Linked DNA regions of Mus musculus: region 2 is linked to region 1. Evidence: chromatin contacts called from ENCODE Hi-C or POLR2A ChIA-PET data. All regions are on one chromosome and are shown on one strand. The core of a region is the stretch at or near the end of the contact, and the rest is flanking DNA. Distances in the headings are between cores, read along the strand shown.

What was found. A loop is a pair of places that touch in the nucleus more often than their neighbours do. ChIA-PET counts read pairs that join two places held with the same protein, here RNA polymerase II (POLR2A).
Region 2: POLR2A ChIA-PET joins it to region 1 with 19 read pairs in embryonic stem cell. The contact joins the promoter of 1810063I02Rik here to the promoter of Rasd1 in region 1. A Hi-C loop is called at or near these places in 1 of 37 maps with a recorded cell type or tissue (T-helper 2 cell). POLR2A ChIA-PET finds 5 or more read pairs at or near these places in 4 of 5 experiments (Patski and embryonic stem cell).

What each region holds. Positions count from the first base shown.
Region 1 is chr11:59,959,695-59,966,558 of GRCm38, reverse strand. It overlaps Rasd1 (RAS, dexamethasone-induced 1), which reads left to right and starts at 1,615. Exons shown (of 2, transcript NM_009026.5): 1 at 1,615-2,039; 2 at 2,193-3,378. The coding sequence starts at 1,754. The coding sequence ends at 2,749. It overlaps Med9 (mediator complex subunit 9), which reads right to left. Exons shown (of 2, transcript NM_138675.3): 2 at 3,253-6,000. The coding sequence ends at 5,784.
Region 2 is chr11:59,918,875-59,926,127 of GRCm38, reverse strand. 1810063I02Rik (RIKEN cDNA 1810063I02 gene) reads right to left here and starts at 4,629. Exons shown (of 2, transcript NR_130986.1): 1 at 4,521-4,629; 2 at 4,239-4,403.

The sequences.
Region 1 (6,864 bases), core at 366-2,865:
GAAGGACTCACCCCAACTGGCCTGTCCTAGATCTAGCTGATGAGTCCCGGGTTCCTCAATTGATATGGATGTAGAAGCAGCCTGGGAGGAAGGGGAGTGAATATGGATATCCTGCTAGATTGAAACGGGCCAGACAACCGCAGCAGCCTGTGTAGTGGGCTCTGTTGTGGGGGCACAGGCAGAGGGGAGGAAGGGAAGACTGGGAGCCAGGTGGCCAGCAGCGTGCTTCCCTGTGCTTCAGTTCCCCCATCTGTTAAATGCAGAGTGTTGCTTCTCTGTCTCCAGGGAGAGCATTATCATTTAGCACAGGGACCACCAAATCAATACACCTACGTTGCATGGGCTCCAGGCAGGATGCCCACTGCTGATCTAGAGACTGGGTTTCTGTTGAAATCCTGGATCATAGTGCAAGCATCTGGATGGGTGGGAATGACTTTAGCCCTGCCTGTGGGACACCAAGACTGCCTGGATGGGCAAGGGGCATTTGTCAGCCACTCGGTCTCTGGGCCTCTCCTAAATAAGACGAGGTCAGAGCAGAATAAACACAGCTCACCTGTGTCGTCAGTTACAAGCAGCAGACGCGTCCCGTTTCTCCTCAAGCATCACTCAGTCCTGGTTACTGATCAACCTGCCACCGGCTTCCTCCCCTAGGCAGCCTCCCTGATACTATACTTTTATTGTTCTGACCAGGCCCTGGTCTCGGAACGTGTTTGTACTTAATCTTTACAATCAAGGAACCAGTGTCATCTTTCAGAAAGGGAAACTGAACTACAGTGAAGGTTGTGCTTCCAGGCCTCCTCTGAGATCATCGGCCCCAGTCAGCCACCTCAGTGCAAAATGACGATGAATTGGCCCACGAGAGGGGAAAGTCCCGAAAGCCATAGGAGGCTGTAGGTACTCTGGCCTGTTTTGATTTTTTTTTTTTAAAGGGGCTTGTCTCGAAGTATGAAGTCAGGTACAGACTCTCCTCTACTGAGGTCCCCATCGATCAGATTCTCTCTAGTTGGGAAAGTAGAGCACAGGAAGTCCATGACAGCGCTCCCCGTCAGGGTCCCCAGCCAGCCTCCTGCCCCTCTCCAGAGTGGCCACAACCTTAGGCATCCCAGCGGGTCCGTGGGGCTCCCTGCTTCCCTCTGGTGGCTGAAGCGCAAAGCGCGGACGATAACATAGAAAACCCACAAACACCGGACACTAAGCCCAGGAGAGCACCAAGAGTCCGGGGACCTAAGGGGTTGGCCCTGGGGCAAATGTCCAGCAAATCTGTTGCTATCATCAGATAATATTTTTTGGGGAAACTAAGGCCCAAGAAAAGTGGGTGTCTGTGCACTAGTGTTAAGAGAATGGAGATCCCAGAGGTAAGTGAATCAAAGGCACAGCCAGGACCTCTGCGGCCAAAAGTGGGAAGCGCCGGATCCCACTGGCCGTAGTTTGGATTTAGTTTTCCTTTCAGCGCACGTAGGTCTGAAGAGGAGCCTCAGGCTCCAAGGCGGAGGTCGCTGCGTCTAGGAGGAGCTGGGCGCGTCCGGGGGCGGGACGTGACGCACCTTAGCTGGGAGGTGCCTGGCCGGGCTTCGGCCAACTGAATATAAGGGCGGTGTGGGGCGCGGAAAGCCTGAGCCTGCTGTCTGTACCCAAGAGCCCAGACCAGCTCGCGCAGTCCCGAAGCCAAGCTCTTCCGTCACTCCGGAGTTCTCTGCAGCCCTCTCTCTACCTTCTCTCGGCCACGCATCCGCCCCTGGGGCCCCTCTACCCAATGAAACTGGCCGCGATGATCAAGAAGATGTGCCCAAGCGACTCTGAACTGAGTATCCCGGCCAAGAACTGCTACAGGATGGTCATCCTCGGCTCATCCAAAGTGGGCAAGACGGCCATTGTGTCGCGCTTCCTCACGGGCCGTTTCGAGGATGCTTACACCCCTACCATCGAGGACTTCCACCGAAAGTTTTACTCGATCCGCGGCGAAGTCTACCAGTTGGACATACTGGACACATCCGGCAATCATCCGTTTCCCGCCATGCGGCGCCTCTCTATCCTCACAGGTGAGTGGGGAGTCGACGGGGATAGGGGGACCGGAGTCTTGAGGGGAGTGGATGGGGCTGGTGTGTTGTGCTTGGGGCTTGCCCCTTCACCTGGGGTGTCTGCAGCTCTGTGCCTGGCAGCTGTCCTCACCTTTCCCACTCGTTCCCTTATAGGAGACGTTTTCATTCTGGTGTTCAGCTTAGACAACCGCGACTCATTCGAAGAGGTGCAAAGGCTCAAACAGCAGATCCTAGACACCAAGTCCTGTCTCAAGAACAAAACCAAAGAGAATGTGGACGTGCCGCTGGTCATTTGCGGTAACAAAGGGGACCGGGACTTCTACCGGGAAGTAGAGCAGCGGGAGATTGAGCAGCTGGTGGGTGACGACCCTCAGCGTTGTGCCTACTTCGAGATCTCAGCCAAGAAGAACAGCAGCTTGGACCAGATGTTCCGTGCGCTCTTTGCCATGGCCAAGCTGCCTAGCGAGATGAGCCCCGACTTGCACCGCAAGGTATCTGTGCAGTACTGCGACGTACTGCACAAGAAGGCTCTGAGGAACAAGAAGCTTCTGCGTGCGGGCAGCGGAGGCGGGGGCGACCACGGCGATGCCTTTGGCATCTTGGCGCCCTTTGCTCGCAGACCCAGCGTGCACAGCGACCTCATGTACATTCGTGAAAAAACCAGTGTCGGCAGCCAGGCTAAGGACAAGGAGCGCTGTGTCATCAGTTAGGAGCCCCCAGGGTCAGCCACACAACCTGAGGACCTTTTTTGTTCAAAAGTCAAATCGGATTCCTGGACTAGCGGTCCGTGCCACAGGAGCGCCAATTGGCCTTCTCCTTCCCTCCCTGAGACCCAGCCCGGGGAGACCAAGCCAGTAAGGGACAGTCACCTGCTGTGAAAGGAAAGAGAACTAGCTAAGACAGGAGCTGTCACCTCCGATTCTGGGATGCCAGGACCCAGCAGAGGGGCGCTTGGCATTTTTCTCAAGAGGTTTGAGAAAAAGCGTGTGAAGTTCATCAGCCTGTGAGACTTAAAGTAACTGTCCTGCTCGCTTCAGGGCAGGACTAATAATAGGGCATTATCTTGTCTGTGATTGGTGTTGCCATGGCCGCTGTCAGCCACCTCTGTCCTCAGCAAACTGGAAACTTTGGCTGGAGGTGGGGGGGGGGGGTGTTCAATCATAGCCAAGTGACTTGTTTACATGTGTGTGTGCAATTACCCAAAAGAAAAACAAAACACAAAACTTGCACTTTAATAGTTCCAGTGTCAATGTGACATGAACAAAATCTCTACATTTCTATTGTGTGAGGTCTTTATTATTATTTTTTATTTAAAATAAAATAATTTAGAAACGGAAAATGGTGCTTTGCTTTTAGGTTTCCTGCCTCAGTGCTCAGTGCCAGTGGCCAAGAACTGGAGAGGGACCTGGCTTTCGGAAAATGGCCTCCCACTTCCAAGTGGGACCTGCTCTAGACCTCCTGGCTCTGTTTACCCTCTGCCTCACTTGGCCTATACCAGGGGGCCTTGTTTTGGAGAATATTCATACTCTCCTCCACAGGCCACCTGCTAATCATGGCAGGTGACAGGAAGCTGTCACACTCCGACTCTGATTACCACAAATAAGGAGGCTGAGCTGGAGAGGTGTGTCTGGGAAGATGCCTGCACTCTGTGTTTATCCCTTGCCCCAGGGTTGCCCCAGGACCTGGCCAGGGAAAGTAGCTCGCTTCTAGTGCAGCTCCCAGAAGCACTCAAGCAGGGGAGGCCCAGCTCCTCTGCACTTTCCCATCCCCCTGTTGGCTAAGGGCTCATAGTTTGTGACCAAGATCTCCTTGCCACTCCTACTGTCAACTCAGGGTTCAAGTGTCACCTTGAAGCCTCCAATTCTGCAGCTGAGAAATAGGGTCAGGAGTCAATATGGTCTCTAAGGAGTCAACACTGCTGCAGCTGCGGAGCCAAGCACTTGGTTTTCCAAGAGAGTTCTGACCTTCAAGGGATGCTCGAAAGTGTCTTGGGGGTGGGGGTGGGGGTGGGGATGGGGGTGTGTCCTGTCAACCCTGTTTTGGGAAGGGCCACTTCCAAGGCACTGCACCTCCTCAAATCTCAGCAAGGCACTCACTTCTCACCAATGACTGGCTGGCTCCCCAAGTTCCCCTGCAGGAGACATGCAGGCCTTTGTGCTAGTTGAACAGGTGCACATGCTGGGTGGAAGGAGCACAGTGAACATTTCCCTCTACACCACCTACTCAACATACCACTCTAATTCTTCATTATAAAACCTGTAATTCCAGGGGCTGAATCCAAGCACTGAGACAGAGCCAACAGGCAAACCATGTGTCCTGAGAGCAGACCACACTTTTAATTATATATCTGAAAATGTGACAGGTCACCACACGGAACAGAAGCCTCCGAGGACGCCTTCTTTCTTCCCTGTCAGGAAGAGCTGAAGCCCTTGCATTTCATGTGCTCTGCGCTTACAGGAACCAGTCAGAGCCTTAAAACTGGCCCAGCCACTGCTTCAACTTTGCAGCAAGTAACTGATTCAGTTCAGTAACAGTCCCAAGGCAGAGGTGCTTAACTGGCATCCTCTACTCAAACTCACTTTTCTGCCCAAATACCTGGAAGTCAGAACCCTCTTTCACACATTCCGGGTCCCAGTGTGAGGCAGCTTGGATAGGCAATGCCACCAGAATGCTTGCTAACAAACATCCCCAGCCAGCGCTCCTGCCAAGAAGGCCAGTTGGCAGGCACCTGCTAAGTCCTCAGCTGGTCAGCCCAGGCTGTGCCCATTTCAAGATCCAAACAATAACTGGGTTCTTCTCACCTTCCCCTGAGAAGGAAAGGGCCATGGTGCCCTCAGTGTAACAGTCCCTGAGAGACAGAGAACACGGTGTCCTACCTGCGAGTCGCTGAGTACACTCTACAAGTAGAACACAGCTATGGAACCTCCAGACTTAGCTCCCCACGCCCTTCAAACCACACATAACCCTGGCTGAGAAACTGCCCCGATTGCTCCTGCCAGCTACTTTGCTCCAAACCAGAAGTGTGCAGGGACCATGTGCAGAGTAGCAAATGTGACTTCTTGGCTAAAGGGGAGACAGAGGTAAGCCAGGGCATACGAATCAGGGCAGAGCCGCTTCCTTAACAGCCTCTTTGAGCCAGTGTGGGAAGGACAAAGGGCCCCAGGCAAGCAGTGCTTCGGCTATTCTGAGCACTGCCTGAAGTGATAGAGATAAAGGGAGCAAGAGCCTATAAGGCTAGCATGCAGGAGGCTGGAAACTGGAGTTGGTGGCTAGATCGTGGAGCTCTGGGCTGACGCCCCCAGAGATATAGTTTCATTCAGTAGTTCAAACAAAAAAGGAAGTGAACTGTTTCAAGGGAGAAGCCACCCACCCTCTGGCCTTTCAAAACAATGTTCATACTCTCACAGCTTGCTTTAATTATAATAAATCCATGCCATCTGAGTACAGGCCTAATTTACCCCGTGAATTCTATGCAAATGTTTCATGAAACTGCTGTTAATGGGAACAGTATGTACCTGATACCATGCTGATGCTATCGGGAGTGGGAGGAGCTGAGGGAAAGAAGGGAACAGCTATTTCCTCTCCCTCTGTGCCCTGTAGATCTGCTGGGACATGGTCAGGGCTGAGATAGCACTGAGGCCCCACACCAGCTGAATGTGGCCTCCCAGTTTTGAGCGGGGCTCCCAAGGAGCTGGAGCACCGCGTGATGCTTTCCGTCTGGCGGCGGCTCTCCTGGGGGCTGGCCTAGTCCTTGGGGATCTCAAACATGCAGAGGCTCTTGTACTTCTGCAGCAGCTCGTTCTTGGTCCTCACTTGCTCTCGGAGGCTGTGGAGCTGCTGCTGCTGCTGCTCGGGGCTCACGTGGATGCCGGGCATGGTGCCGATGAGCTTCCGCAGCTCCTGGAACTTGGTTTTGAGGGCGTTCAGGTCCTGGTGGAGATCCGGGCTGTCCTTGTCCATGCTGGGCGACAGGGGGAGGAGAAGGCAGTCAGTTATTAGCATGTGTAGCTCATCTCCACAATGGCTTCCTTGTTCTACACCTCTGATACCTTTTAGAATGATGTTAGACATGTCTGTTCCCTAACTAGGTTGCCTACCTCAGAAGACAAGGATTGGTCTTTTATTTGTTTTATTTTGTTCTTTAGCTTTAAGCTCATAAAAGCATACTTGACAAGTCAAATACTTTAACTCTGTGATGGCAGGGACCAAGTAGGCTTCATCACAACTGTCTCACCAACCTGGCCCTACACATAGGACACTATGCTCAAGAACATGCCTATAAACCCAGCTCAGGCTTGTGTGGGATGGGGGATGTAGAAACAGGCAGACTTCAGAAGCTGAAACAGCAAGGCTCAGGTTCTGTGCAAGACAACACTGGGAAGAGTAATGAAGCTGGGCACAAGTGCCCGCCTCTGCTTCCCCTGCCACTCAACCGTGTGCACACACCACACACACAAACCCAGGAACTTTCCAAAACACCACCTGCCAAAAGGATGAGTGCTTGGAAAGCAGGTGCAGCTGTGCTAAACGCATCTCCATCACCAACCATCAGGTGACCCTTCCAAAAACAAAGAAAACCAGGCGTGGTCAAACACTCATTTCACCTGACCAGGGCCGTCTGCAGGCCAACCAGGAGGCTTTGCCAGTTAGCAGGGCCTTCATTTCACTGAGCTGTGGTGCTTGCTTAGGCCTGTTAACATAAAGATGAACTCCTATAGAGCTAGTTATACATTGTGAACCAGCTCCAGGCGACTGGAACACTCTCAGCAGACACAGGCTCTCCTCTAGCACAGCTCTGTAGATGCCTTCCTCTGGGTCAAGGTCA
Region 2 (7,253 bases), core at 3,380-5,879, 43 kb after region 1:
ACTACCCTGGGGTAGTTGGCTGGGTTTATGGTAGCATGCATGATTTCCCTCCTGTTGAGCAAGCTTTAAATCCAATTAGATAGCTGTTGGTTTCTGCCAAGATATAAGAGCCACTAATGCAGCATGACCTTGCCTTGTTGGTCGTTGCTATGGCTGAAGGCATCACAGCTGGGCAGGACTATTGCTTACTTTAGCAGCTTCCATAGCACTTCCAAGATTGAGGAAGCTGGTCCTCCGGGAGGAGGCTCTCGGCAACCTCCAGCTCAGCTCCTCCAGGTCCTCTGTCCTAAGTCATGGTGTATCAGCCATAGGGAGTCACCTTCAACCTCAGAGAGACAACCAACTGCAAGCTTGTATTGTTTTGGGGAATCTCTTAAATTCCTCCAGCCAACAACTTGAGAGGGGGCTTCTCACGCGTGGTGCTGGGATATTTGTTAGATAGTCTATGGCTCTTAGGAAAAGCATTGTCAGTTCAAGGGGCTTGTAAAAAAATAATCCATTTGTTCCTTCCCAGCCCCTGCTCCGGGAATGATGACTCTGAGATTAATTATTTCTTAATAAATACCTAAGCCACAAGCTTAGGCTATCCCCTGACTAGCTTGTGACATATTTAACCTATTCAAACTATTCTGTTTTCCACATGGTAAGTTACCTCTCCTTCAGTGTGAGCTGCTTCTTCCTTGGAGTCTTCCTCAACACCCCTCTTATTCTAGCTCAGATCGCTCATTATTTTCTCACGATTTCCCAGAATCCTCTCTCTTCCTGCCAGTGTCCCACCTCCTATTTCCTGCCTCACCTCATTGGTCATGGGCTATTTTATTGTTACTTATATGAGATTCTCTCTACAGTGGGTTAACTTCATTTAAACTACACACACACACACACACACACACACACACATGGTGTGTGTGTGTATATACATATATATACTTAATATCTTGAATTGATTTCCTTCCCCCAACCCCAATTAGAGCCTCTATTTTCCTATTCCCCACTTCCTACTCTTAATTAAGTCCCTCCCACTCACCTGTAATCTTGGTGCACAGGCCTGAACCTTCTGAGTATGATCTCTGAATCTGGGGCTGACTGATTACAATCTCTACTTCTAGGCTTGCATACTTGAGACATGCATCTTAATCCCCAGAGCGTATTAAACCGTGCGGTGCTGAGCCACACTTATCTAACTTCACATCCTGACTGAGCCTGAACACTTGCGTTCTGAACAAGTTCTTAGCTGCTGCTGCTGCTGCCACTACCAGCCAAAGACTATACAGGAGAATGGCACTCCCTCAGACATAAGGGGGCTGGACTGTGTCTACACTCCCCCAGCACACTTGGTTGCTTCTGTGGTGACGTGCTAAATGTGGAGGCAAGCACCCCCACCCTCACCCCAAACACACATGCTTGCACTTGGCATGTCTCAGGGATTTTGCTGGACATGGAATCTGACTCAAATCTGTCTGCAGAGAGCTGCAGTGGAGGCCTATAGCCATTGCCCAAGAGAGACCAATTGGGTCTCTACTCAAAGGACACAATCCTGTTCTCATGTGCCATGGGGACTCATCACTGAAGCTGATCTGTAGTGGCTCCTTCTGGGTCCTTCCTTCTACCACCACCTGCCACCTGCCAGTTGTAGTGCTAAGTGGCTGGGACAGTTCCCAAGTCTGGATGAAGTAAGATGATCAGTAGACAAGCGAGCTGCAGGTGGTTAGAAGCTGCGTTCCCATGCTTTGTATTCATGAGCAAGAACAGAACCAACAGAATGTATGAGCAGCTGTAACTAGTGGTTGTTAAGGCTGGGGAGATGGCTCAGTGGGTAAAACAAATCACAAGGGTCCAAGTTCAAATCCCCAGAGCCCATGCAAAAGCCAGTGTTCCTACAGGGAGAACTCCCAGAGGCGGATAGGGCAGCAAGAATTAGAAAATAAAAGACCCTGTCTCAAACAAGGTGGAAGGTGAGAACTGCAGCCTGAGATCATACTCTGACCTCTGACCTCCATGCAGGAGCCACGGCATGAGCAAACATGAATATACATGCATACAAACATACATGTATGCATACATACATACACATATAAATATACACTAAATAAATAAATTAGCATACACTAGCAAGATTTTATCGAAAGGACCCAGATGTAGCTGTCTCTTGTGAGACTATGCCGGGGCCTAGCAAACACAGAAGTGGATGCTCACAGTCAGCTAATGGATGGATCACAGGGCTCCTAATGGAGGAGCTAGAGAAAGTACCCAAGGAGCTAAAGGGATCTGCAACCCTATAGGTGGAACAACATTATGAACTAACCAGTACCCCGGAGCTCTTGACTCTAGCTGCATATGTATCAAAAGATGGCCTAGTCGGCCATCACTGGAAAGAGAGACCCATTGGACACGCAAACTTTATATGCCCCAGTACAGGGGAACGCCAGGGCCAAAAAGGGGGAGTGGGTGGGTAGGGGAGTGGGGGTGGGTGGGTATGGGGGACTTTTGGTATAGCATTGGAAATGTAAATGAGCTAAATACCTAATAAAAAATGGAAAAATAAATAAATTAATTAATTAAAGATGGAGATATTAGACTGGCTCACACCAAGGGAGGAGAGTGTAGCAAAGGTGCCACTCCTCCCTAAGCACTATCGGGGAACAGAAAGGGGAGGAGCAAAGGCATATTCCCAGTGACCTCATTTCCACCCACTAGGCCACACTCTTAAAGGTTCCACCATCTTCCCGTAGTGCCTCAGGCTTGGAACTGAACTTTCAGCACATGGGCTTTTAGGGACATTTCAGATCCGACACAGTAGAGCTCTGTGAATTTTCTAAGATTTTTCCTGTTCAGTCCATTTGACCAGAATTTACCATCACAGATCCTTTCCTCCCCCGGCCAGTTCAGGGACTTCCAGAATACCACCCTGTTTGGCCTGGGAGCAGACCCGTTCCCAGAAAGGAAGCCTCCTTCATCTACCAACAGGGTAGGCCCTTACATGGCTGCACCCGGCTAACCTGTGGACCCTGACTTCAGCCCTGTTCATGCAGGTTGGAGAGCTGCTCTTAGCTTGCTTCCCCCAGCCCTAGCTAGCTTCCTCATGGACATGTTAACTGGTAACCCACTTGCACTGGCTGGTTTTGTGTATCAACTTGTCACAAGCTGGAGTTATCACAAAGAAAGGAGCCTCCCTTGAGGAAATGCCTCTGTAAGGCCCAGCTATAAGGCATTTCCTCAATTAGTGATGAGGTAGTGTGAGGGCCCAGCCCATTGTGGGTGGTGCCATCCCTGGGCTGGTGGTCCTGGGTTCTATAAAAAAGCAAGCTGAGCAAGCCAGTAAGTAACATCCCTCCATGGCCTCTGCATCAGCTCCTGCTTCCTGACCTGCTTGAGTTCCAGTCCTGACTTCCTTTGGTGCTGAACAGCAATGTGTAAGTATAAGCTGAATAAACCCTTTCTTCTCAACTTGCTTCTTGGTCATGATGTTTGTGCAGGAATAGAAACCCTGACTAAGACACCACTTACAGATAAAGCTCAAAAACAGGTAAAATCCAGTTAGAGATTGCACCTGCAGGGCAGAGAGCCCCAGAGCCATTGGGTGCTGCCTTCTGGCTTCAAGTCTGAGTTCTGATTCCATGGGTATATTTGCTAACAGGCAGTGCTATGAATGTATATAAGATAATTAAATTTAAATCTGAGTTTAAAATTTTTTATTCATTTATTTAGTATGTGTTTGTGTGTGTGTGTGTGTTGTGTGTGTGTGTGTAGATCAGAGGACAGCCCATGAGAATTGGTTCTCTCCTTCTACCATGAAAGTGACAGGGATCAAGCAAATAACCATGCGTGGTAGCAGGTGTCTTTACCCACAGCAGCATCACACTGGCCCTGAGTTTGACATTTTTAAAAGGGCATGTGGAGTGGCTCACGGAAGATCTAGAGTCAGAGAGTTGAGGCCCAAGAGACACAGACAGGGTCCAGAACACCGTCCCCAATCATGGCTTGGACGGAGAAAGGGCTTGGGCTCCTGTTACTGTCAGGTGTTTTACTGAGGACCGGGTCCCCGCTCCTCACGCCAAGCTCAGGGCCGGTGTGCTTTGCTCCCTGGCCTTGGTGTAGACCTGTGACAGAGGTCAGGTGGGCTCCACGTGCTGAGCTTAAGACTCCCCAGCGCCCCAGAGAGAGGCCTGGGGAGAACTGGGAACATGGCCTTTGTTTCCAATCCCCAGAGATTCCAAGCTTTCGTCAGAGCTGAGGTTCATGGTTACGAGCCTTTTATTTTTTTAATCCTAGAAATGTTTCAAGGGGACCAACCAGCTCTCCTGTCCCATCAGCTTCTGTCAGTTCAAATCTCGGTCTCGGAGTCAGCATCCCACATCTCTGGCTCTGACCTCCTCCCTGTCAGGCACTGTGGTAACCATGGTCTGAAAGAAAAAAAACAACAACAACTTTTAAAGGTTTTTAAACTTTATTGTTAAAATAACTTAAAATAAATCAGCCACATACCCAAATTAACCAGACCCTGAGTTTAGACAACTCACAGCTGGCTGAATAGGTACTCAGGATGGAAGCTGTGCCGGCTGGTTTATGTCAACTGGACACAAGCTAGGATCGCCGGAAAGGAGGGAACCTCAGCTGAGAAAATGCCTCCGTAAGATCTGTGGGGCAGCTTCTTAATTGGTGATTAAAGTGGGAGGGTCCAGCCCGTTGTGGGTGGGGCCACCCCGTCAGGTGATCCTGGGTAGGGGAAAGCCAGTGAGCAGCACCTCTCCATGGTCTCTGCCTCAGCCTCTGCCTCCAGCTTCCTGCGCTGCTGGAGTTCCTGCCTTGGTTTCTCTCAGTGGGCTGTAATTCAAGATGTGTAAGCCAGACAAACCCTGTCCTCCCCAGCTTGGTCCCGGTGTTTCATCTCAGCAATTATAATCCTACCTAGGGACGCTGTGGGACTTCTCAGTGAACTTTATCTTTCACTATCAAATATACTTTAGGTGTTTGTTTATCCACTACCAAAACCAAAAGAATAAATCTTATGACGGAGTTAGAACTAGAAAAACAGATTTATATTCTCTCTCTTAGGTCGCATTCTTTCCTTGCATTCAGCCCTCCTTTCCCGTGGTGTTCAGCCTTTCTCGTTCTCTCTTCTCCATATCATACTGTACCGGCAGGCACGCTTGTTTGCATGTGTGTGTATAATATTTGCTAGATTCACCATATGAAGAGGACATGGGGCTTTTTCTTTCTGAGGCTGTGTGACCTCACTGGATATTATACATTTTAAGGCCATCTGTTTTCTTGCAAATTTTTATTTCACTTTTCTTTAGAGCTGAGCAATAATCCATTATATATAATACATGATATATTATATTCCATTACATATGTATATACACACACACACACACACACACACACACATATATGTTTCATTATTGGCTCCTCTGTTGATTCCAATTTTTTGCCATAGTGAATTAAACAGTAATTAACACAGTGGTGCACATATCTATAGGGTGGGTGTGGTTTGGTGGGTGTATACCCAGGAGTGGACTAGTTGGGTCACGTGCTAGTTCTGGTTTTATTTTTATTTTTTGAGACCTCTCTGCAGCGGTTTCCACGGGGCTGTATCAGTTTGCATCCTCAACAACAGTGAATTCTCTTCAATGGTGAATTAAGAGTTCCTGTTTCTCCACATCCTCTCCAACGTTTGTGGTCAGATTTATTGACAAACGCCATTTGGACTGGGGTTAGGTGGTACCTCAAAGTAGTTTTGATTGGCATTCCCTAATGGTGGGGGTATTGGATAATTTTAAAAATAGTAAATTGGCCATCTGTCTGTGTGTCTTTTTAAAAATCTGTCTATTCAGTTCATTTGTCCATTTGCTGGTTGGCAGTTTTATTCCCTTGGCGTTTAATCTCCACAGTTCTTTCTAAGTTCTGGACATTATCCCCTCTCTGAAGTGTACTGGGTACCGATTTTCTCCCCTTCTCTGGGCTGTCTGTTAACTGCTGACTGTGTCCTGTGCAGAGAACTGTCATTCTCCTGTTCCTATCAGTTGATGGTGGAGTTAGTTCCTGTGCTGCTGGTATTCTGTTTAAAACAGTCTTGCCTTCCCCAGTCTCCTGAGGGGTATTCATAGCCTGTGTTTTCTTCTAAAGTTTCAGGACTTTTAGATTTTACCTTAAGGGTTTTTATCCATTTTGAACTGGGTTTTGTACAAAGTGAAGGATATAAATCTAATTTAATCCTCCCGCAGGTGGAGCCAGCTCTGCCAGCACTGTTTATTGGCTAGACTAGCTCTTTTTCCAAAACATGTTTTTGCCTCCTTTGCCAATTTGAGTGGCCCAGCCTGGCTATTTTATTTCCAAATCCTCTGTCCTATCCCATGGGACCTAAGGGAAAACCTAGTGCCATTGTTCTGCTAAAGAAACATGGGGGGGGGGGAATAAAAACCCTAATCTAGTGCCCCTTTTATCTCTTCTAATGAGTTTCAGTTTACATTGTCCATTTGCTTGGGATGTTTTTTTCCGTTTGATATCAAGTGTCTGGGTGTCATTGCTGGCTAAGTGTGTTTCTTGGAGAGAGCAGATAGTTGGTTCTTATCTCTAAATCCAGTTCTTTAATCCGTATCTCTTTAGTGCTGAGCAGAGGACATTTGTATTAAGGTTATTGTAGAAAGGGCTTCGCTATTTTCTGTAAATGTGTTAGGTGAGGTTCTGTTTTGCTAGATTATTGCTTTTTCTCTTTGTTCCCATAATAGTTCCGAGGTTTTGCTGAGCTCCCATGCCAGGTGTGTTTGCTTCTTTCCCAAGCCTGGCTTGTCCATCTATAGTCAGGTCTTCGTTCACCTTCCTCCGATGATGTGTTCCACTGAGGACTTTATGCAGGCTGGCCTTAATTTGCGTTTGTCTTCAAATACCTTGCTTTCTCCACTAATTTTGAAAGATCACTTTGTAGGCTATGACATTTCTGGATCACAGTTGTTCACTTTGAGAATTTGAAAGGTCTCACTCACTCTCTTCTGGCTTTCCTTGTTGCTGGTGCGCAGTCCTGGTGACTTGGTATTGCTGCCTTTGTGTGTGAACTGTCTTTTTCTCCCGTTAACTAGGCTTATTTTTTTTACTTTGTACTTTTGATATCCTGATTATAGTATGCCATGGCCAATTTCTTTTCTGGTCATGTCTATGTGCATTTTTTGCTTTTGTTGTTGTTGTTGTTGTTTTGGTTTTGGTTTGGTTTGGCTTGGTTTGGTTTGGTTTTTTTGAGACAGGGTTTCTCTGTG